2 separate regions of the Homo sapiens genome follow, and region 2 is linked to region 1. The links are chromatin loops, found by intact Hi-C in ENCODE. Cell type or tissue: ascending aorta. All regions are shown on one strand. Links, peaks and the distances in the headings refer to the core of each region. The heading gives the core; the rest is flanking DNA. Region 1 overlaps LOC107986419 (a long non-coding RNA gene). Region 2 overlaps CWC27 (CWC27 spliceosome associated cyclophilin).

Evidence for each region. Peaks named below come from ENCODE experiments on the same cell type or tissue, not always from the same donor. Only the 100,000 strongest peaks of a DNase experiment are listed, where the experiment ranks them.
Region 2: a loop joins it to region 1, with 2.5 times the contacts of the local background. A loop is called at or near these places in 20 of 110 quality-filtered maps.

What each region holds. Positions count from the first base shown.
Region 1 is chr5:65,095,341-65,107,867 of GRCh38, forward strand. It overlaps LOC107986419 (a long non-coding RNA gene), which reads left to right. Exons shown (of 3, transcript XR_001742682.2): 3 at 3,912-4,480. Among named protein-coding and RNA genes, the nearest start is that of CWC27, 330 kb to the left of the region's middle. RefSeq lists enhancers at 7,149-7,649, 7,650-8,150 and a silencer at 7,632-7,921. In ascending aorta, for the core only: CTCF peaks have their summits at 5,951 (motif pointing right) and 8,057 (motif pointing left); DNase peaks (open chromatin) are centred at 5,941 and 7,921; H3K4me3 peaks cover 1,086 bases; H3K27ac peaks cover 3,445 bases.
Region 2 is chr5:64,966,359-64,978,885 of GRCh38, forward strand. CWC27 (CWC27 spliceosome associated cyclophilin) reads left to right here. Exons shown (of 14, transcript NM_005869.4): 12 at 5,345-5,454; 13 at 10,777-10,880. Among named protein-coding and RNA genes, the nearest start is that of CWC27, 200 kb to the left of the region's middle. RefSeq lists a silencer at 11,671-11,871. In ascending aorta, for the core only: a CTCF peak has its summit at 5,349 (motif pointing right); no DNase peak of the experiment used is centred there; H3K27ac peaks cover 2,445 bases.

The sequences.
Region 1 (12,527 bases), core at 2,311-10,310:
CATTACATGCCTGTATCAGAATGTCTCATGTAACCCATAAATACATACACCTAGTATGTTTCCACAAAAATTAAAAATTAATTTAAAAAATAAAAATAAGAAAACAGAATGAGAGTATAGAAGATAAGGTTGTAATTTTTTTCAATTTTGAGAAGGCAAACTAACTAGAAAAAAATTTTAATTCCTTACCTTATGCCATTTGCCAAAACTCCTTCTAAATATACATTAAATGGGCAAACTGATAAAAATTAATGATTGATATAAAGGAAGAACCTGGGATCCAATCTCAAAAATAGTCATGTTTCTGAAAATGGATCCAGAACAACTGTACAAAACAGACAAATATATAACAGAAAAAAACTTTCCTGAATTTAAGAGTGACTTAAATTTGAAGATTAAAAATGTCTCATTTTTTTCCAGGTAAAACCAATATAAAGAAACCAAAATATAGACATATCATGGCAAAATGTTTAAAAGTAAAAAAAAAAAAAAAGACTAAATAATTAAGTTTGTTGGAAAAAGAGAGAGACACAAGACCATTATTCAGGAGTAAAAAGTAGATTTATCACAGAAAAAAAAAGTCATGCTTTTATCACAAAACAGAAGGACATTCTATGATGTGCAAAGGCTTAAATTCTTCATTCATGCATTTATTCAGAAAACATTTATTGAGTACTGACTATAAGATACTTTTTTGAAAACAATTACTTGAGGGCATATATCAGTTATCTGAGTGATATAAAAAATTAAGAACTCAAGCCAAGCGCGGTGGCTCACACCTGTAATCCCAGCACTTTGGGAGGCCGAGGCAGGCAGATCACCCGAGGTCAGGAGTTTGAGACCAGTCTCAACATGGAGAAACCCCGTCTCTACTAAAAATACAAAATTAGCCGGGCGTGGTGGTGCATGCCTGTAATCCCAGCTACTCGGGAGGCTGAGGCAGGAGAACTGCTTGAACCTGGGAGGTGGAGGTTGCGGTGAACCGAGATTGTGCCATTGCACTCCAGCCTGGGCAACAAGAGCGAAACTCCGTCTCAAAAAAAAAAAAAATTTAAGAACTCAAAAACAGGAGAAAGTGACATATGAAAGGATCAGTGATGAGAACAAAAATCAGTTTAGCAGAGTTAAGATTAAATCACAGTTACAAAAATGAATACGAAACTATATGCAAAATAAAATTGAAATGGTTAAAAAATTAAAGCTGGGACAATGATCTTAGGTAAATGCAGCCATCAAAACCAGAGGTGACAATATTAATTTCAAACACAGTAGAGTCAAAACAAAAACCACTACAATGAACCAGAAGAATCATACTCTTTTACAAGTATCAACAATCCTCAACTGTTATGCGCTAAGTAACACAGCATTGAAATACTTAAGATAGAAACTCTTAAAAACTCTGAGGAGAAATTAACAGACATACAACAATGGTAAGTTTTTTGATAAATCAGGTACACTTTTAAAATAATGTGATAAATTTCAGGATTAAATAATTGCATTACAAATGAAATCATTAAAAAAACCTAGGAGAGCCAGGTTCAGTAGTATGTGCCTGCTGTCCCAGCTTCTTGGGAGGCTGAAGCAAGAGAATCGCTAGTGGCCAAGGAGTTTGAGGCTGTAGTGTGCTACGATCATGCCTCTGAATAGCCACTGCACTCCAGTCTGAGCAACATAGTGAGGCCCTGTCTGTACAAACAAGGGAGGTGAGGGGAGAAAATATAGGTGAAGAATTAACTATCTGGGAATAGGTAGACCTAAAACAATGGAAGAGACAACAAAGGGAAAGTGACAGATTAACCTACATTGTTTGAATATAAGTAAATAAAAAGAACAAACAAAATTAAAAGGTTAATGGCATACTAGAAAAACTACAACAAATAGGATAGACAAAAAACTAAATATATAAAGTTTCCTTATAAAAAAATATCAAAAGCTCTAGCTCCATGCTAGTGCTGTCCAGTTGAACTTTCCACTATGATGGAAACGTTCTGAATCTGCACTGTCCAATATGGTAGCCACTACTCACAAGAGCACTTGAGATGTAGCTAGTGCCAATGTTGAAATGATAATATTTGGGGTGTATTTAGTTAAATATATTGTATTATTAAGATTTTTATTACTAAAATAATTTTATTATTAAATTTTATTTTACCTGTTTTTTTTACTTGTTTAATGTGGCCACAAGAAAATTTGAAATTACATACACGGTTTGCATTAGGTCTCTATGCAGTACTGTTCTAGAATAATGATCAAGGAAACAATGAGAAAATTCACAAAAGAAGAAATACAAACAGCCAATAAACTATGAAAAAAAGTTCCACCTCACTTATAATCCAAGAAATACAAATTAAAACAAGATACTATGTTTTCTCTATCAAATAGACAAAGTTTAAAAAAAATACTCATTGTTGGCAAGCATTCCATAAAATGGGCACTCTCATACACTGCTGGTGGGAGTATAAATTGCTTCAACCTTTCTGGAATGGCATTTGGCAATCTGAATCAAGAGCCTTAAAAATTCTTATATTCTTTGACCTAGTGTCTCTATTTCTAGGAATTCAGCCCAAAGAAATAATTTTTTAATGTGGTTAAAGTTTTATATATATATAAAGACATTCATCACAGTGCTATTTCTAATAGTGAAAGATTGGAAACAACCTCAAAAGCCAATAATAGAGAAATTGTTAAATTATGGTACTTCTACTTTGTTAATAGTCCATAGCCTTAAAAAGTTTTTTCTAATATTTCCTAGTTATGAGGAAAATGTTCACAACAAAGAGTGAAAAAAGCAGAGCTTATTATACAATATAATCATACAGAATACTGTAAGCATATATAAAAAATGCATATAAAAACACTTTATTTCATAAAAGTAAGATCATAATTTCATATTTTCTAGCACATGTCATAGTTAGGATCAAGGTTAAGTAACACAAAAAAGGTTACAAGTGGTTATCTCTGCGGGTAAGATTTTTAATTTTCACCTTCATACTTTTCTGGGCTTTTTTTCCCCCGAAGTTCTTATGACTGTATTTTTACTACAAAAATCAGAAAAGTATTAATAATTTCGTTAAAGTATTTAATGCTACATCAATGCTCACCTTCTCTCTTAGGTTTCAGGTCCTCTATAAACTGGGTCCCTTTTCCCTTCCAAACTTACTTCCCACTGCTCCACATTAGTCATGTCCCAGTTCCCTCTATGGGATATCTGTCCTCACCTCCCTTCCCTAATGTGGTGCCGTCTAACTTCCCACTGAGCACCAGGCAGTGTCGCAATGGAAATGTTCACAGACACTCTCATTTATCCTGCCTAACAATCCTGAAAGGTAGAGATTATTATCTGCACTTTAAAGATAGAGGAAGGCAAGGAAACAGTGTTTGTTCCACTAAATGACAATTTTCCACCCACTTTTTCTCTTACTTTCTCCTATACAAATGTTTTTGGCTCAGTTGTGCCATTTTCTTGCAGGGTGACCTCGGGCAAGCTCCTTTACTTTTTTAAGGCTCAGGTTCCTCATGTGTAAATGGGGGAAACAATGGTACAAATATCATAGAGCTGGTGTGAAGATGAACAGAAATGACCTACTCAGTCCATTTGGCACACACAGTGCCTGGCCTGCCATATTATCACTACTACCTCAGGTCCCTCCTTGCACTCCAACCCCTCAGACCCAGGCCCTTCTTGTACTTGGTACTTGGTTGTTTTGCGTGTATTAGCTTCAAATCCTCAACTACTCAACAAGTTTCCAACAGGAAGAGACAGTGCCTTCTCCTCCTCCTCCATCTCCCACCACATCGAGTGCTATGGAATGTTCTGTCTGGAATCAATAAATATCTAATTGTTTGAATAATCAGTAGCATTGTTTCTTATGCCAACTCCTGGACAAACTTTTCCATAAATTCTCTTACAGAGTGAGCAGCCAACCATGTGGATTTGATGGATGTCTCCCAGATATGTTCTTATTTGCCAGCCAAAGACGGAGGAGAGGCCTGTCTACTTTATTCAAGCAAACTTAAACAACCTGCATGTTGTCATGAGCTGGATACCCACACTGCATTCCTTAGTAGGCTCCCGACGAATACCAATTTTCTAGCTAACTGCTTTCCTTGCCTTCCCATCCTAAGCCCAAACATCACTTGCTAGATTTCAGTGAGATAGAGCATCTCCGTAAGGAAACTTAGATAAGCCACGTCTGACAAAATCCTTAAGGATTTCCCTTATTCCTTATGGATTAAGAAATCCTTAACCCATAAGGAATAAGGGAACTCCACAAGGAAACTTTTGTAAGAGATTTCATGAGAAATGCCAGGCCTGCCTTTGGGTCAATGCACACTCACTCCCATCTCCTACAACCTGTGGCTGCAGTACTCACTACCGGCCAGTTGCAATCCAAGATCGGAATGTTGAGTCTGACATGCTGCGACGTTTATAACCATCCAAGAAGAAAAATAAAATAAACCAAAAAACAGCTTTGTGGCCGGGCGCAGTGGCGCAAGCCTGTAATCCCAGCACTTTGGGAGGCCAAGGTGGGCGGATCACGAGGTCAGGAGATTGAGACCATCCTGGCTAACATGGTGAAACACCGTCTCTACTAAAAATACCAAAAATTAGCCCGGTGTGGTCGCAAGCGCCTGTCGTCCCAGCTACTTGGGAGGCTGAGGCAGGAGAATGGCGTGAACCTGGGAGGCGGAGCTTGCAGTGAGCCAAGATTGCACCACTGCACTCCAGCCTGGGTGACAGAGCAAGACTCCGTCTCAAAAAAAAAAAAAAACAAAACAAAACAAACAAAAAAACAGCTTTGTTTAGTACAAAACATTACTAAAGTAGTATTGTTGCCAGAAAAAGGTATCCTGATCCAGGCCCCAAGAGAGGGTTCTTGAATCTCACACAGGAAAGAATTCAAGGCAAGTTACAGTGTACAGTGAGAAGAGATAGTTTATTGAAAGCTACTCAGATACAAAGTAGGGCGTCCTCAGAAAGCAAGAGGAGGAATATATCATCTTTGTTGTAAATTCTTCTATAGGGGTCTTATCTATGTAAAGTTTAAGCTAAGTTATATGTATGTGTGGGTGGGCTGACAATGTGACAAAATGTATTACTTTGTTGATATAATGGAAGTTATCCTTGGCATTTTAGTGTGTGGGCACATGAAAGCATGGCTATAATCATCTTAAAAGTATATATTATCCTGTGATATTGGTGCATCTGGGCATTTTGTCGTCATAGGAGTTTGTTCTTGCCGGTATTATGAAGCTGCTTCCTTAGCTGTAAACATCTTAGGACATGGTCATGACCGTGCCTTGTTAGATTTAAGATACAGTTGATTTTAAAATGGTGTCACCCTGGCTCTCCTATGCACCTGTTTACCTAACAGTATCGATAAAAGATACTTAATAAGTTGGAACAAAAAAGTTGGCTTAGGAATAACATAAAGTCACCCAGAATATTTCATCCTTAAAGAGATTTAACAAGTATTTCCTGAGCACACCCACCTCCATCTCCTTTTGAAGTAAGAAACACCATTTGCAGTAGAATGCTTCATTTCCTGAGCATCTGCTTTGTGCCAGCCACAGCGCTAGACATGGGCATACGGCAGCTTTACTGCTGCTCAGCTCCTGTGTGCCCATCCTCTCTCCTTGCCCTTCCCCATCCTCATCACTCCCCACGATGACTCGGAATTCACCCTTCACCCACAAGCCTGCCTCCCTTGATAACCTGGTGAAGAGTGATATGGACACAGGAGGTAATCAACAAATACTTGTTGAAGGAGTGAACTTGAGGAGAATCCAAATCTTCAGATCCTCAGGCCTTCAGCTCATGACACATAGAGAAACAGTCACTGGTCCCCTGGGAAGCAGGGTCCTCCAAAGCTGTCCACAACACCACCTGGAAAGGGGAAGAATTCCTTTCTGGGTGAGCCGCACACCGACTTGCACCAGGGGGCAGAGTGAGCAGCACTTTTGGAGTTTGACCTGGAGCCAGGGCCTTTTCAAGGGAGTCCTCCCGGAGTCATTTGAGACCTCCCAGTAAAACAATATGTTTTCTGTGCTTCTCAGCACATTCATGTTTCTAGTCAAAGTGCTATTGGGAAATGTTAACTTTTTCTACCCTTGAAGGAACAGTGGCCGCTGAGAGACGGTGTGACAAAATTGTGCTGAGGGGTCTTCCAGTCTGAAAGGCCAGTTCCAGGAAGCCTACAGTGGGAAGTAAAGGCCAGTTACAGTAATCCCATCATTGGGAGGTATTCTTATTTTTATGTACCAAGAAGACAGTATAATATTTAGAGGACAGTAAACCCCAGACCCACACTGTTCCATTAGACTCTTCCTTACTAGGTCGGAGGCAGCACTCGGGCACTGTAAGCCTAGCTTTATCAAGACATAATTCAGAAATGCAAACGGAAGAAATTTTACTGCAAATGGTATTTCTTACTTCAAAAGCGAGAACTGTTTTCCCTTTTATGGTATCTTAGATATCCATTTTTTGAAAATGTTTTCCCAGCACATTACAAATTACTTCAGAGTTGGGAAATGCTCCTGCTAGGAAGAGGCTGAGTGCTCGGAGGGTTGGTCTCGAGTCCCGATCAAAACATTGTTTATTTGGGCAACTACATTCTTCTGTCAGTAAGGCCTGGGGAGTTTACTATTAATCCCAAATGTAAACCTCTGTTAGAGTTGCTTACAAAAGGCGACTACTATTTAACTCTTATGTTCACAGCACATCTTGTTAATTCCTCCAATAAAGGAGAACTCAGCTCTTGCGTTTGAAATTTCCAATTTTTGGTTAGGTGACCTTAAACTACTTCACCCCTGATCTCTACTCCCATCTTTATTCTTTCTCCACTTACGGTGGGACTTCCCTAGAAAACACCTGAGGTTTACCAATTTTAGAGGGGACCGAGGGAGAGGCAGGAAATGGTGCCTGGTGAGAGCACGCTCCCTTCCTGTCTCAGAGGGTTGCTGTCTGGACGGGAATTGAAGAAGAATCAGAAATACGTACTGAATTAGGATTGCTAGAGTTAATAAAACAAACGCACACGAATTTTTGTGTGGGTCATACTCATGCTCAAAATTTGTCGTTGTCTATCTGATATTCATATGGAACTCAGTGTGCTGTATTTCAGCTGGCAACCCTTTACTGAATGGATAACCCAGATTTGGACGAAACAGTGGCTGGAAGGTGGAGGCCCTCAAAGTCTCAAAGAGAGAGGTCCTCAAGATTTCTTTTCTAGGGCATCCTCTAGTACTCAGGGTAGAAACACAGAGTCTGTGGTGGCCTTGGGGGCAAAGACGAATGTGTCCTCTAAGGCTGGCCCACCATGGGGAGGAATCCGTGTTGAATGGAGACAAAGAGAGGTGTTAGGAAGCAGCACTGGCGTCCTGCTTCCTCTCCCTATGGGTTCCCTCTGCCTTTCTCCCTCGTCTCTCCCGGAGGGCTCTCTCCCCTCCACACGCCTCCTCCCCAAGAAACCAACATAAGATAATTCTCTTCACTTTAGTTCTCCTGTGCCTGGGTGTAGATGGGAATAAAGCGATGAACCTACGGGGCGAGCGGTGGGCAAAGCTTTCTGTGTATTTGCAGCTCAGCAGTCGAGCGTCCACCCCAAGCTGCATAAACTTGGGTGCCCTCGCCTCCGGCAACCCCGGTGCTTCAGTGCTCCCGACCTTTCTCTGCCGCCCCTCGCCTCGGCGGCCGCCGGGAGCGGCTGTGGGGTGCGCCGGTCGCCCCGGGCCCGAGCGGGAGGAGAGTCCCGCCCCGCCGCGCCCCGCCTCCGGGCGCCCCGACGCTGCCGGCGCGGACGCCATTGCTGCGGCCGCTGTTTGTTATTAAACTGCCCAGAGAAAGGGCTTCGAGTAAAAACACCAACTTTCCAGTCGGGGCGGCGCAGGTCCCCGGGCCCTGGAAAGTTCTGGGACGGCCGAGGTCTCCCCGGACACCCGCACCCACGCCCCCGTCGTGCCCTTTCTGGCTTTTGGCTTCCTCTCCTCGATTTCCCTTTTGTGCGGCCCCGGGCAGCTTCCTCAGGCCCCGCCGCCCCCACCTGGCCGCCCTGGGAGCTGTTCCTCCCCCAGCAGCAGGAGCATCCAGCTCGGGTTTTATTACCTCCCGAGACACTCGAGGAAGCCTCAGGTGGGTTTCCATGTCAACCTTCACTGAAATCCAAACATTTGGCGTTCTCAAAGGCAGTTTAACCTCTGCCACCATTTTTTTTTCAAAGCTTAAAAAAAAACCTAGAACTTTCAAAAGCCGCAGGCTTCTGGGGGTTTCTAGTCAGAGGGTGATAACACATCTTGAGACAGGATATGTATAATTTGTTTGGTTTCACGTTTATCCTCACAAAGCTAAACAGTAATGACTGAGAGCTATGAAAACACTTAGGTAAGGAGAGGGGCTAGAGCAGAGATAAAAGGGATAATTGGAAACAGAGGCGAAGCCTCCAAGTTGCACCTTGTTGAATACTGTCACAGCCGGGCAGGCCGGGGAGCTCATGGCAGGATGCGGCATCTCTTAATTCTGGGCACTCCGCAGCCTCTCCTCTTCCAAGGTTTACTTACGCAAGCTTAGCTGCAATTTTCCACAGATACTCGTCCTGGTTCCGGGCCACCTTCCCCAGTAAGAGACCTCCTGAGGCGGGAGCTGGGGGTTGAACATGTGGTGAACACAGGTTCCAAGCTTTGGAACAGGCCACCTGGAAATGGGAGATAACCTGTTGAGATAAGGGATTTACTGAGGCCAGGGCGCACTGTAGGGAGCGGGGAGCAGAAGGAGTGCGGCTCCACATGTCCAGTCGTGGGATGCAACTGGGAGGTAATATATGAGTCTAGTGAGACCACACGGGGAATACTATGTTCCTCATTGCCTCCCAAGGAAGATGCACATAATGAGCTGGCTGCCTTTCAGAGAAGAGCAATTAGGATGCTTAAGGGGCCACAGGGAGTGACTTAGGGGGAGAGATTAAAAGAATTAAGTATGTATACCTTGGCTGAGCTCAAAGCACAGGGAATGTGGAAACTCTATAAGCATCCTCCGAATATAAACATAAGGAGAAGTGGAATTGTTTCTCATGGTCCCTGAGGGATGGAACTGGAAGTAATAGGGTAGAAGAAAAGAAAACTTAACTACCTGCTAGAGAAAGCTGCTGAGCAGTCCCAGATACCAAAAGTGTCAGAGTCACACCTAATATTTTTAGAAATAAAGTCAACAAAGGAAGACACGACATGATAGGAGAAAAATACGTTTAGATAACAGGGACTGGTCTCACAGGGATGCTTTGAAGGGGTAAGAAAATAACACAAGTCAGTTTCTTTTAGGGAGTATCTGAAACCTTTGAAGGCTGCCTACTAACTAAAGTTTATTACCAGGTGTTTTTGCCTGGCATTCAAAGCCCTCTCCATCTGGCCAAGCTTACCCTCCTAAAATAATCTGTCATCAGTCCCCAACATAAGCACATCTCCTGAGTGCTCCTGGTGTAGTTCCTCCTTTGCGCGTGAAATTCCTCCAACCTGAAATTCCTCTAACCCGAATTTCCTCTCTCCAATCCCAGTGTCCAGCTATTCAAGTCTTACCCACTTTTTAGGGTCTACTTATATCCTACTTCCCCTGGCTACCCCAATCCATAATGCTCCTGCTGTCTTCCTCCTCCTAGAACTCATGTTGGTACCTGTCATACATTACTTGCATTGTTAGCTGATGTATTCTGATCTTATCTGGTCTTACAGATTGTGAGCTTCTTAGAAACTAGAGGGCATGTCCTCTCCCTTCCACTTCCCATCACTTTTTAATTCTCCGTGCTAGCTTTCATAACCATTATGAACCATAATTCACACAATAATAGGATTCTTTCCTGGTTTCTTCCTCTCTCTTGCTACTTCTTAGTTTTCTCTGATCTTCCTTTGGATGTTGGTGCCCCCAGAGTTCCTCCTCTTTTCTCACTCTCCATTCTTCCTGGAAGATCACATCCAATCGGGGGCTGCAGTGACCCTGCCAGTGCTGATGATTCCCAAATCTCTGTCCAGCTTGGCTGTTTCTTCTGTGCATCAGGCCCTTATTGGGCATCTCAAATTGGCCGTCCCATGTGCTCTTCAGCACTCCTATGGTACAAATCTGAACTCACTTTCTCTTTCAAACCATCTCTTTCTATTCTTGTGTTTCCTGTCTCAGAGAATGGCTCCCACATCCTCCTATTTGCCCAAGCTAGAAATCTAAGTGTCATCCTTGGCTCATTGCTGCCTTTCCCCCACAATCAGTCAATCACCAAATTCAGTTAATTCTACCACCAGAATATCTGAAGTGCTTTTGTGTCAATTCTATCACCTGAATATCCAGAGTGCTTTTGTGTCTGCCCGGGACTGCCGGCATCTTCCTACAGCCTTCCTGGTAACAGACCTTACTTCCTTGACCATTGGGGTGACCATGTCCCTTAGACAATGCTCTTATCTCTCCAAGGGGAGAGGTACTTTGGCCACAGAATTGAGTCCAGACATTAGCACATGATCCGAGCCCAGCCAATCCCAGCATTTCCTGGGAACTTGTATTCTGAATCTATTCTGAATCAGAGACAAAATGTCTCCTTTAGTTAGAAGCTGTAGAGATGTGATCTCAGAGCCACCAACAGGCCATGTACCCTACCAGGCCTGAAAGATGAACAGCAAACTTTCCAAGATGCACAGAGATGAGGGCAAAAGTAGAAAAGGGGTCCTGGCAGCACTCCATTCCCCCATCCATCCCTTGCTGGCCAGCAGCTCCCTTGTCTTTCTGTGATTCAGTTACTGAAACCAAGAAGTTTCTCATTTTTAATTGAACTTTTTGAGGTGGTTTCTGTCTCCTTGAAACAATTCTGATTAATAAATCAAATCTGTCTCATCCAGGCCACTGAAAGCCTTCTAACTGATTTCTGCAAACAACCTCACACCCTTTTATGCCATTCTCTGGTGCAGCACCATGACCTTTCTAGAACTCAGTCTTATCAAGATACTCCCGACCCAAACACCCAGATTTATTTCCAAGGCTTATGAGGCCCCTCACATCCTCACTCCTGCTTGCTTCTTTTCCCCATCTCTTGCATTCCCTGCTCTAGTATTCCTGAATGTCCTTCAGGTCCTCAGGGGCAGTGCTCTCTCTCCTTTAGGCCTTTGTACATAGTGTTCATTCTGCCTAGTTTCTCTTCTCCAGCTAATTGCAACTTGCCCTTAAAGTCAAAGTGGGAATGTTACATTGTCAGAGAGGCTTCCTCTGACTCCTAATCTGGGTTAGCTATTCTGTATTTCATTGATTACAACACTGCTTTTCACACATCTTAACGTATCTACTTGTGAAATACCTTACCTATCCCCACTAGTCTATAAATCCCTAAGAGCAAGTCCATGTCATAGCATCATAGAACTTAATACTTTGCTGGACATAATGAATTAATGATACCAGCTACCACCTATTCTCAAATGTGTATTTCCCCGTTGGGTTCCACATATATACAGGTGTCCTTCTGTATTTGTGGGGGATTGGTTCCACCACCTCCTGTGGATACCAAAATCTTTAAATGCTCAAGTTTCTAATATAAAATGGTGTACCATTTGAATATAACCCACGTACATCCTCCCATATGCTTTGAATCATCTCTAGATTACTTATAATACCTAATATAATCTAAATGCTATTTAAGTAGTTGTTATACTGTATTGTTTAGAGAATAATGACAAGGAAAAAAGTCTATACATGTTCAGTACAGATGCAATTTTTTTCTAATATTTTCAACCTGTGGTTGGTGAATCCAGGGATGTGGAACCTATGGATACAGAGAGCTGATTATATTTCTGACTGTATCCCAAACTGCTCCTCTTCCTGTGGTCCTTATCCTCCAAGGAGCACAATCTAGAAGCCTAGAGTCACTTTTTTTTTTTTTTTAGACAGTCTTGTTCTGTTGCCCAGGCTGAAGTGCAGTGGTGCCATCTCAGCTCACTGCAACCTCCACCTCCTGGGTTCAAGCAATTCTCCTGCCTCAGCCTCCTGAGTAGCTGGGATTAGAGGCGTGTGCCACCACACCCAGCTAATTTTTGTATTTTTATTAGAGATGGGGCTTCCCCATGTTGGATAGGCTGGTCTCAAACTTCTGACCTCAAATGATCCTCCTGCCTCAGCCTCCCAAAGTGCTAGGTTTAGAGGTGTGAGCCACCACGCCCAACCCTAGAGTTACTTTTTGATGCCTCCTTTCTCTCCTCCAATATCCGTTCGATCAATAACATTTGTCAGTTACACTTCTAGTCTCCATCTATGCCAATCCTGTTGGTATAGAAGTGCTAGCCTCCAAACTTGTTACCTTGATGAACTGCCTCTCACTTTAATCCATTCTGCCCATTCAGCCAGTTATCTTTCTAGAAATGCAAAGCTGACTGCATTCCTTTTCTTAAAGTTCTTAAGTGATATACTCAAGATGGAGTACTCTGTAATGATCTGGCCCCAACTGACATTTTCCAGCTCACCTTCTGCCCCTTCTGGACATGCCCTGACCAAGTTACCTCAATGTTGTGTT
Region 2 (12,527 bases), core at 2,211-10,210, 130 kb before region 1:
GTTAGCACATAATTGTACAGTCAGTGTGAGTGTATATTTTGATACTTTCATAATTTAATCTGAATGAGATAGTAATAATAGTTTGTTAGGTGTTTGCCACATGTCAGACAGTATTTTATTTAATCCTCACAACAGCAAGTGAGGTAGATATTATCATCCCCAGTTTATAGCTGAAGAAACTGAGGCACAAAAAGATGACATAGTGTATCCCTATCTCACTCATATAGTAAATTGTGGAACCAGGATTCAGATCAGTCTCACCCAAAGTCTATGCTCTAAAGATGCCATGCTCACTGGCATCTCCTATACTGGAAACTGAGAGCACATATTCTTTCTTTTTTACCTACTAGAGGAAATGCATGTGCTTTAGGTTACTGTCTGAGTGCTAGTTTTAATGTCTTAAGAATATCTTGTGAGTTAAATAAGATTGTCCATAAGTTGATGCTATTGATAATAGGTGATGACTAAAGAGGCTTCATTATACCATTCTCTCTATATTTGTGTTGAAATTTTTCCATAATAAAAATTTTTGTTTGTTTTAAAAATACTTTTTGTCCAACTAACCTTTCTGGATTGGAAGTTGTTCATTGGTTTGTTCAGTGAGTCTTGATGTGAGAATTAATTACATTGCACATATCTTCTTTTTTTTTACATTCCCATGACATTTTGGTGGAAGAGAGGTACTGCTTTTTGCTCTCCATTCTATGAAAACTGCTTATTTCTATTTGCTATTTCATGTTATTGCTTCTAGTATATCAGCCAGTCATTTTTACAATTACCCATATTTGTTTCAAAACATTCCTGTTTCTGAAATACTAATCCTGAGATAGTCACAAAGATGATAGTAAATAGCCACTCCTCACTCCTATCTCACACCAGCACCATGACTGTACATGATGGTTGGAACCAAAAGGATGTATTATAGACCTCAACATGGCAGGTTAAGTCAGTAAAACTTTGATAGATTCACTATTGTTAAGATTGCAGTTCTCCCCAAATTAATTTATACATTCAATGCAGCTACTGTCAAAATCCTACCTGACTTATTTGAAGAAATTGTCAAGCTGATTTTAAAATTTATATGGAAAGGCAAAGGAACAAAAATCACCAAAATAGTTGTGAAAAAGAAGACAAAGTTAGAGGGCTTACACTAACTGATTCAAGACTTACTATAAACCTGCAGTAATCAAGACAGTATACTACTGGCACAAGCAGAGACATAGATTAATGGAACAGAAGAGAGTGTATAGAAATAGATATACATATGTGGTCAATTGATTTTCAAGAAAGGTGCCAAGGTCATTCACTGGAGGTAAGAAAGCCTTTTTAACATATAATATTGGAACACTTGATGTCTGTATAGAAAAAAAATCTCAACCCTTACCTTACGCCATATATAAAAATCAACTTGAAATAAATTATATATCTTAACAGAAAAGCTAAAATTTTATATTACTAAGAGAAAGCATTAGAAAAAAACTTTTGAGACCATGAGGAAAATAAGGATTTTTTAGATAAGACACAAAAAGTGTGATATGAAATTTAAATATTGATAAAATGCTGTTCATCGAATTTTAACTTTTGCTCTTTGAAAGATATACTTAAGAAAATGAAAAGGGAAATCAGACTGAGATAAATCATTTACAAAATATATATTTGACAAAGGACTTGTATCCAGAATATATAAGAAAACTATTACAACTCATTAATAAGACAAAAAAAATTAATAGACAAAAGATTTGAAAAGAAGATACATAAATGGCCAACAAGCACATAAAAAATGTAATATCACTTGTCATCAGAAAAGTAACACTAGAAACCACAAAATACTATTTCACGCTCTCTAAAATATTCAGTTAAATGACAATACCGATATATTTGGAGATATGGAGCAACTCAACCTCTCCTATATTGCGAGTGGAATGATGCAGCCAAAATGGTGCGACCATTTGTAAAACAGTATGGCAGTATCATATAAAATTAAACATACACTTATCACTTGACTCAGCAATCCCACTCCTAGGTATTTACCCCCAAGAAATGAAAATATATGTTTGCAAACAAACTTGTGTGTGTAAATGTTTAAAGAGGCATTATTTGTAGTAGCCAAAAACGGTAAGCAACTCAGAATAAACAAGTTAGAGTATATCCATGCTATGAAATACTATTCAGTTATGCAAAGGAACATGGATGAATCTCAACAATAGTTGCTCACCAAAATAAGCCAGACATAAAAAACTACATACTGTATGATCCCATTTGTATGAGTTTCTAGTAATGGCAAAAATGTGGTGCCAGAAAGCAGATCGCTGATGCCTCATTGCCAGAAAAAGAAAACTGACTGTAACAGACATTTGGACACTTTGTAGGGTATGTGGAACTTTTCTAGATCTTGATTGCAGTGGAAGTTATATGCTCTATACAATACCAAAAGTCATCACATTTTATATACAAAATTAGTGAGTTTTACTATATGTAATGCCTACCTCAATACAGCTGTTTTTAAAAATTCTATCATTTCATGCATTTAGTTTCCTTAATGAGGTGACTGCTATTTCTAAGTTATTAAAAGGCCATTTAGTATTATAAACAACATAGCTACAGAATTTCCATGCTTTATTATATACTTAAATGTACCTATCCTTGACTTTTTAAAATTGATTTGTAAGGCTTCTTTATAGCACTTTTTAAACATTTTCCTACTTCCTTCACATTCCTAATAAGTGAAATTAAGTGGTTGGTCCTTGCTAAAAGGGACCGTGTTCAAGAAGATGCGTGTGAAACATTAAAATAAGCAATGCTGAATCTGTTTTGAAAGTTGTAAGCTTAACTTACCTATGACATGAGATAGCAGAATTCATCTATATCTTTTCCATTTATTGCAAAATTCTTACCACACATAAAGGTTTTCAATCTTTTTTAGCTGAAAATGTAAGCAAAGAACTTGTCCTTTCTCTTTTGCATTTTTTTAACCATAAAAACATTAAACAGTTCTACTGATACCCATCACAATTTTCCTTAGAATTTTACAAACTTCTGCCCTAGGAAATGGCAGAAAATAATTATTGACTCCCTAAATGCAATGGAACAGGAGATTCCAGGTGCATGGCAAATGCTAACTATAACTGAGGCTGGCGAGGGGAAGAGGGCAAATTACCCTACACCTTCTTATTTTCCCCTTCTTCAATTACATTATTACTTCATTTATTTGACTATTTATTGAATCACTTGCCAAGCACTGTCCTAAGTGTATCTTTGAAAGATACACTTAAGAAAATGAAATGAGGACATGAAATGAAATAAGAAAAAAAAATGAGGACAAATATGATTTGTCCTCAAGGAGTTAATGTCTAGTGAGTTTAAAGAAGAGTAAACAGGAAATCGCCATAAAGTGTGATAAGTGCTAAAGGGTGCTTTGGAAGCTCAAAGGAGAGACATCTAAACCAGACTTCAAGAACGGAATCAGAAAAGGCTCACTGAAGTGCCAACCAAGCTGAGACCTAAAGGAGGAGCCGGAATTAAGCAAGGAGAATTAACAAGAACGGAGAGATGAAGTATTTGCAGTATCCCTGAAGGAAGAAAAGCATGTGCAAAGGCGGATGGTTGGTCAAGAGAGCAGGGTTTAAGAATACTAGTTATCAGCCAAGTGAAAGCACATGAAGGTGGATACGGCAAAGGAGTTGTCTCTTGAGAGACGTAACTGGAAAGCAAAGCATTAACTGCCTCATGTAGGGATCCTAAGTCATCTTAAAGTGCTTGCTCTTTATCCCAGGACAATGCAAATCTAACTACTGTAGGATAAGAAGAAGAGAGGTATTCAAAGATGTAATTCAGTAGAAAAATATGAAAGTAATTTTTTTTTTTTTTTTTTTGAGACAGAGTCTCGCTCTGTCGCCCAGGCTGGAGTGCAGTGGCGCGATCTCGGCTCACTGCAAGCTCCGCCTCCCGGGTTCACGCCATTCTCCTGCCTCAGCCTCTCCAGTAGCTGGGACTACAGGCGCCCGCCACCACGCCCGGCTAATTTTTTGTATTTTTAGTAGAGATGGGGTTTCACCGTGCTAGCCAGGATGGTCTCGATCTTCTGACCTCGTGATCCGCCCACCTCGGCCTCCGAAAGTGCTGGGATTACAGGCGTGAGCCACCACGCCCGGCCGAAAGTAATTTTTAAACCTACTATAAGAATCACTTCATGTATACCAGTCGTGATGGCATACTCTTTATACTAGTCTTTACTAGGCATGTGTGCCTTAGATATTATTTCTGTATTTAATGGTTCATTTTTCCTTAATGTGCTCAGTTTTTAATGTTTGCAGCTGTCAGTTTTGAAACCAGGACTCTCCTTCCAAGTTCTACCAAAATCATATTAGGTAACCACAAAAAGATAACTTGTTTCTTAGTTCAAATTTTTTTTTTGACCAGAAAATCTCTTGAACAAAATGGCTGATTGTTAATAGATTGCATATTCATGATGTTCCTCAAGCTAGATAACAAAGAGACAACTAACAGACTAAAGCTTTGGTAGACAGATTACTAGCATTCTTGATTACATCTGGCTTATCGTTTGTCTTCCAGCCAAAGAGAAGAGAGAGAGAGAGAGGGAGTGTGTGTGTGTGTGTGTGTGTGTGTGTGTGTGTGTGTGTGTTTTAGTCACAAATTTCATTGATATTTACACATGTGAGGTATTATAAAATGTTACTAGTTGGGTTTGTTGGCTTGTTTGTTTTTGAGGCAAAACTGTGTTTTATGAACCAAGATGTTAACTAATCTTCACATAGAATTATTGCAGGTTCAAACCTATAGATTTGTTTTCTAATTTCTAATTCAGTAAAGATTATTTTTGTCTGCTTTTGCTAACTGTTTTGACTTATTTGTTAGACATATTTATTTTCTATGATGCCATTAAATTGAAGGTTGTTATTGTTATAACTGGGGAACAAAAGTGGCAGGTAATTGGAATATCAACCAATATTTGGAAGGTTATATCTTCTAAGGCAAGGAAAAAATGTAAAATGGTATTGCTGAATTTTAGGAAAACCTTAATTATTTTAGAAGTGAGATAGATGATTTTATAATCAACTTAAATAAGGACATGTGAGAAGAACAATTACAATAGTGCAGTGTATAGTAAATATATGTATATCAACTCATAAATTAGCATCAGTCACATTCTAATTTAGGAAGTAGTTACAGAGCTGGTGGGGCTTACAGGTTTTCTTTTGAAATTAAATGGTGAAAAAGCAAGCCCAAGTGCCAACCTCCTCTTCAGCAACAGGAGCATAAACATTGCTATGAATCCACAGAGCTATTTTACTGCTTATTCTAAAAATATTCTACTATTCTTTAGAGGAAGAAGCCCCTCCAGATGGTGCTGTTGCCGAATACAGAAGAGAAAAGCAAAAGTATGAAGCTTTGAGGAAGCAACAGTCAAAGAAGGGAACTTCCCGGGAAGATCAGGTAACTTCAAAAACCCAAATCCATACAGAACTTATTGTCTTTTTATTGTTTTTAAGTGTTTCTAAATGGAGCCTAATTTGATTATATATCAGGAGAAGCACTACCTCTTAAAAATAAAAAAGAATATATTTATATAGGGTGGACATTGGCCACTCACATAAAGATTCAAACTCTGGAGTTCTTTCCAGACATTGGTGGTGAAAAAGCCTGGAACTTCCACGTTTCAACCTGGTACTCCCATAGTAAGCACAGGAACCTCATAAAGCCATGTATCCTCAGAAACCCAGGTGGAACCTCTGTGTAGTGAATATTATGAAATGAAGAAGTGGTGATTATAAATGATGAGAGAGTCTCTTCCAGCCCGACATCTCGCATGCTGACTAGCCAGCCTAGCTTGAAATTGTACACTGTCTGGAAATAAGTCATTTGGTCTGCTAGCTGACTTCTATTCATTAGTACAAGTAATTCCTGAATCTTTAGGTAGTAATATTAAGAAGTTAGTTGTCAGAAATCAAGAATGAAAAGAGATAGGAAGCTAGCTCAACAATTTGGGAGTCAGCACTATGTGCCATGCAGTACTTGACACTTGATAAAACAAATCTCTTAAGCAGCCCTTCATGTTGAAAAGTTAGAGGGCAGACTGAAATCATTTATTTTTGGTGCTGCCATATATATGTTTATATAGATAGACATATATATTAATATATATGGATATAAACAAACTGCCTTATATATATATATATGGACACACCATTTTAGTTGTATAAATAAAACGGGCAAAGTAAAAGTAAATTAAAAAGCCCAAACCTGTCTGGATAATTTCTTAATTTCATTAAGAAAAAGTACATTATTAACTTGTTTTCATGAAATCACAAAGTCTTCTAAATAGCAACCATAGTGACTATACTACCAGAGATACTAAGGATGACTCATTCATTCATTCCTTCCCCCTCCCCCCATTCCCTTGTAGCAAATAATTATTAAGAACCTGCCATGTACTAATCACTGTATTTGGCAGTCAACACATGAACACATCCCTGCTCTCTCTGATCTATCAGGGAAAAGAGCTAAACAAGTAATACCAGTGAAAGGGGGTGAGCATTATGAAAGGGTAGGTACAGGAAGCCATGTAGATGAATAACAGAGGGGCCTTACATGGCTTAAGAATCTGGGAAGGCCTTCCTAAGGAAATGATTTGTCAGCTGAACTTCAAAGGTTGTGTAGGAGACAGCCAGGTAGAGGCAGAGCATGGCTAGACAAAAGGAACAGTGCGTACATGAAAAGTCTTCAACCTCTTTGCAAAGAACTAAAAGATATTAAATATGATTGTAACATAAACTAAGAGAAGGAGAAAGATGAGGCTGAAGAGGTAAGCAAAAGTAAGTTCGTACAAGGTATTTTTAAACCATGTTAAGGAGTTTAGAATTTATCCTAAAGGCCATGGGGAACCATTGACAGAAGGAAGTGATATGATCTCACTTTCATTTTAGGAAGATCTCTCTAACTGGGCTGCAATATGGAGATTAGACTGGATACAGGACAGGACCAGAGGCACAGGGCCCAGTTGGGAGACTCTTGTGTTAGATATGCATAAACAGAGTATGCCAAGATTGGGCTCCTTCAGCATAGCTTCTACATTCTGGGAAGGCTCTCGCTGTGCTGAAAGAGCATTCCTGGAAGTAGTTGGCCATTCGTTCTTTCAGGAAAAGCCATAACTGAATAATTCCCCTGCAGATGCCAATCAAAATGCCTCCATGCAGATCCTATCTTCTTCACACTATAACAAATGTGTCCCATTATTTTTGTGATTTTTTTCTGCCCAGTGTCTTCTCTAGCCTTTATAATAAAGCAGGAGAAAGTCTAATCTTAAATATAGAAGAAGCTAAAAATAGCCAAGAGGATGTTTTTTGTTTGCCACAGTCTCCCCTCTTTGAGCAAATGCCAGTAGCTCATTAATTGGCTTAAAAACAAACTGCCTTGCCACTTGTAACTCAGGGAGAAAGATCCAGGTCTAGTATAATTTTCTAGGAAATTTTAAAATTTCATTCCATTTAGAAGTCTTTTTTGTTTTCATTTTTCTTTGTGCTTTTAAAAAAGACATTTCCAAGTATGCAAACATCCATCATTAAAAATTAGTTAGGGCCAGGCATGGTGAGTCACTCTTGTAATCCCAGGACTTTGGGAGGCCAAGATGGGAGGATCTCTTGAGCCCAGGAGTTTGAAACCAGCCTAGGCAGCCTAGGGAGACCCCCATCTCTACAGAAAAAAAAAAAAAAATAGTTTGGCAAGGTGGTGTGCATCTGTGGTCCCAGCTACTTGGGAGGCTAAGGCATGAGGATCGCTTGAGCCCAGTAGGTCGACGCTGTAGTGAGCCATGATTGTACCATTGCACTCCAGCCTGGGTGACAGAGTGAGACTCTATCTCTTAAAAAAAAAAATGATAGGGTTTACTTTTAAGCTATAGTGTATTAGTCCATTTTCACACTGCTGATAAAAACATACCCAAAACTGGGGAAAAAAAGGAGGTTTAATTTGACTTATAGTTCCACCTGGCTGAGGAGGTCTCACAATCATGGCAGAGGGTGAAAGGCAGTTCTTACATGGTGGTGGCAAGAGAGAATGAGGAAGAAGAAAAAGTGGAAACCCCTGATAAACCCATCAGATCTTGTGAGACTTATTCGCTATCACGAGAATAGCATGGTAAAGACCAGCCCCCATGATTCAATTACCTCCCACTGGGTCCCTCCCATAACACATGGGAATTCTGGGAGATACAATTCAAGTTGAGATTTGGGTAGGGACACAGCCAGACCATATCATATAGATTAAATAGATAGATATGGAGATAAGCATGTGGAGAGATATATTTATGCAATAGTAGATATAGATAGATATAGATACAGATATATAAACACATACATACACACACACATACTACCTGGAAGTATATTTACCAAAATATTAACAGCGGTTATTCTGAGTGGTAGGATAATAGTTATTTTACTTCTATTTTTCAATATTTTTACAGTAATCTGTTTTCTTATTAATAAGCAAATACAATAAGAATGAATAAACAATGGACTATTTTTAATGAGTAAGGTTTAAAAACAAGGGATACTTTATCTGTTAACATTGTTTGAATAGCTTAATTCTATAACCTCTACTCTAAAAACAGATAAAACAGCTAAATGCTAACATACTCTGCAGCCCTCAGAATGCCTATGATGACATTCTATAGGAACTTATAAATTTTCCCCAAAACTCATCTCATTCAGTAGCTATGATAATGTGTGTATTTTTAGCTGTTGAATATGTGGGCATTAAATTTTGCAGAAAAGTAGAAGATGCTTTTTACTATCATTTTTAAAGCAATAACCAACCACCTTTTTCTTGCAGTTATTTTGACACCATTTGTCTTTATTAAGCTTGAGTTCTAGATTGCCCAGACCTACTTAACTTTTTCATGAACTGTGATCTTATTGATACTCTCTAGATAAATTCTGGAGCTTAGGAATGTATTGTGACTCTCTAATATACCAGTTATTCACATGTTGAACTGTCACACATCTTTTTCCTTATGAAATGTGAGGATTTCAGTATTGAATTCAACATACCAAAATCTTGATTAGGCCCTTGATTTCTCGGACAGGTAGTATTTTATCCCATTTCATAATGATGGACTCTGTAAATATGTTGAATAGAAAAACCTTTTTCTAGCTTCTGTTGTCTGCTCAAATTCTGGAGTAGACTGTTAAGACCTAGGAGATGGTGTGATTACAAAATTATAGCCACTTGCTTCTTCCTGCCCACAGAGAGCATAGGAGCCAAACAAGAATTCACAGTCATGTTCCCCCTACACACACACACTTTTAAAAAATATATACTTAACACAATATTTGTATTCATCTTTCACTTAACAATAGAATGCAATGTTTCATGTATATAATTTTTAATAACAATAGCATATTTAGGCCAGGCATGGTGGCTCACACCTGTAATCCCAACACTTTGGGAGGCCAAGGCGTGTGGAACACTTGAGGTCAGGAATTGGAGACCGGCCTGGCCAATATAATGAAACCCCATCTCTGCTAAAAATACAAAAAAAATTAGCTGGGCATGGTGGCACGTGCCTGTGGTCCCAGCTACTCAGGAGTCTGGGGCAGGAGAATCGCTTGAACCTGGGAGGCGGAGGTTGCAGTGAGCCAAGATCGCGCCATTGCACTCCAGCCTGGGCCTCACAGCGAGACTCTGTCTCAAAAAAATAAAAATAAAAAATAAAAATAAAATTTTTAAATAGCATATTTATTGCTTTTTACTAAATTTATCTAGTTTCTTATTGATAGACATTTAACAGGTTTTCATTTTTCCATTTGTATGAGTAATGCTGCAGTGCACATCTTGTGCGTAAGCCATTTTCTCTGTTTCACCTTATTTTTCTATCGTCCCAGGATAGGAATTACTCAGTCAGGGGGAATGATCATCTTAAAGTTACCAGTATGTATCAACAGCTTTCTAAAGACATTCCAATTTACTCATTTTCCAACAGTTAATATGTTCATTCTACCTTCCCTATATTGATATTTTTATATTTTTGGAAATTTGTGAAATAAACAATACTATTTTTTTATTTTTGATTTCACATAACTTAGTGAATTACCTTTCTTTCTTATAGACACTAAACTCAACTATAAATGAGCATACATTTTTTATTTTATTTTATTTTATTTATTTATTTATTTAGAGACAGTCTCACTCTGTTACCCATGCTGGAGTGCAGTGGCACAATCATAGGTCACTACAGCCTAAAACTCCTAGGCTCAAGGGATCCTCCTGCCTCAGGCTTCATAGTAGCTGGGACTACAGATGCACACCACCACATCTGACTTTTTTTCTTTTCTTTTTGTAGTGATAGAGTCTCACTACATTACCCCTGCTGGTCTTGAGGTCTTGAACTCTTGGGCTCAAAAGATCCTCCCACTTTGGCCTCCCAGAGTGCTGGGACATGAACCAATGCACCAGGCCAAACATGTATTTTCAAAAGTTGGGTCTTCTGTCTTCTATGTAAGCAAACTTTTGTTTCCCAAATCAGAAAATAGTCACCTATCTCTGAGGGGAAATGTCAGTGCAAATCCAAACAGAATGATGTCAAGGTTTATTAATGTCATTATTGCAGCCTAAAGGTAGTTTTGTTCTTTTTGTTCAAAATCAAACATTTTGTTTTACATCCAAGTAGGATATTTCCTTTTCTACCAAACTTAAGCATCTCTTTTAAAATTATATTTATCTTTATCAGAAAACTTAGCAGTCTAATTGTTATTTCAGACCCTTGCACTGCTGAACCAGTTTAAATCTAAACTCACTCAAGCAATTGCTGAAACGCCTGAAAATGACATTCCTGAAACAGAAGTAGAAGATGATGAAGGATGGTAAGGGCTTTGATTTCTGTATATTAACCATGAACAAATAGTCTCAGAGCAGAGACACTACTGGGGCATTTCCACTATATCATCCTTTTGTTTTCAGAGTTTACCATCACCATTATAGGACCTCGGCAACTTTTGACTTTATTTCAGTTCAATATAAAGTAAAATAAATAAACACACCAAGCACTGAAGAAACAAGCATTTATTGAGCACTTGATGTGTCCGGCATTGTGCTAGTCAGTAAAAAATGCACAAGAAATATATGACACTATCCCAGTTCTAAGTAACTTTCTAATATTGTGGAAAAGATGAGACTCACATTAAACAACTCGAAAACAACCTTAGAAGATAATAAATCAATAATTTCTCACATTTTCCCACAAACCTTTTAGAACTCAGTAATCTATTTCATAATCCGACTAACTTCCTCTTCAAAGTTATGATCTACAGGATCCTAGCAACTCATACATAGTTAATTTTATTTTTATCTTTGGATATTTTTCAGCTTTTTAAGAGACTGATAAATAAAGTAATGACATATACATATCCTTTGCTTAGAACTTTATCCTATACTGGCAAAAAAAAAAAGGAATAAAAATTGTGTTTTTCTTTATCACACCCCTCTGTCCTCAAGTTGACTTCACATGCAGTGTATTAAGCCTCCCCACACCTAACTGCCTCCACCTCCCACTACACCCTGGCTCAGCCACATTGCTGCAAGCAAGCCAATGTATCACCCCCTACACATGACTCACCCTCTGGAGCCTCTGAACCATCACATGTGCCATTACCCCAACCCAGAATCATAGCCTCGGTTCTCTCTGCCAAACAGCATCTCCCCTGTTTCAAAACTCTGTTCAACACTCCCATCCTTCAGGAAACCAGTCAGCAAGATTTGTTGAGCACTCACAAATCTAGAGGGTGGAGGAAGGAGGGCTGGAAAACACATTTAAAAAGACATAAAAACACTTATTAAGAAAACATTCAAACACGTAAGACTCTGCAACTGTATATAACTTTAATCAAAAGGGCTGAGGGCATGATGATTTGAATGGAATGAATCCTACCTAACCTAGGACCCTGAAAGCACTTGTCTATTTCTCAATTAATTTATAGTTTTCATATGATGTGGGTTACGATGCCAGTTTTTGTAAGATCCTAGATATCTTTTAATAGGTTTCTATTACTTATATAGATTTGTTTATACAAATAAGTTGCTTGAAGGCAGAAGCTGTCTCCTTCCATAGTTTGGTGCCAAAGGCGAAGGCTCAGTGAATGTTGATTGACCCATAGTTAAATGCACATTGTATAGAACTTTTTGTTTTATATGACTGGACAGGTTTAGTTTAGTTTTGTTTTGGGTTTTTGGGTTTTTTTTTTTTTTTTGGCGGTGGGGGGGATTCCTTGAATGTCTCAAAATCTCTTTCAAATGTTTTGGGTTCAGCCACCACACAAAAAATGTTTTGCCAAGTCCTCTTCCCTTTATTTTTGAATCCATATGCATTTTTGAAGGAAATATGACCCGTGTGTTTCTGATTCATTTACACTTAACTCATCAAGATGGTGTTTTGTAAGAGCAGTTTGATGCCCAATAAGTTTTTTTAACCTTTTTATAAGCCATTTAAGTCCTTTTTTATTGAACAGGAAAGT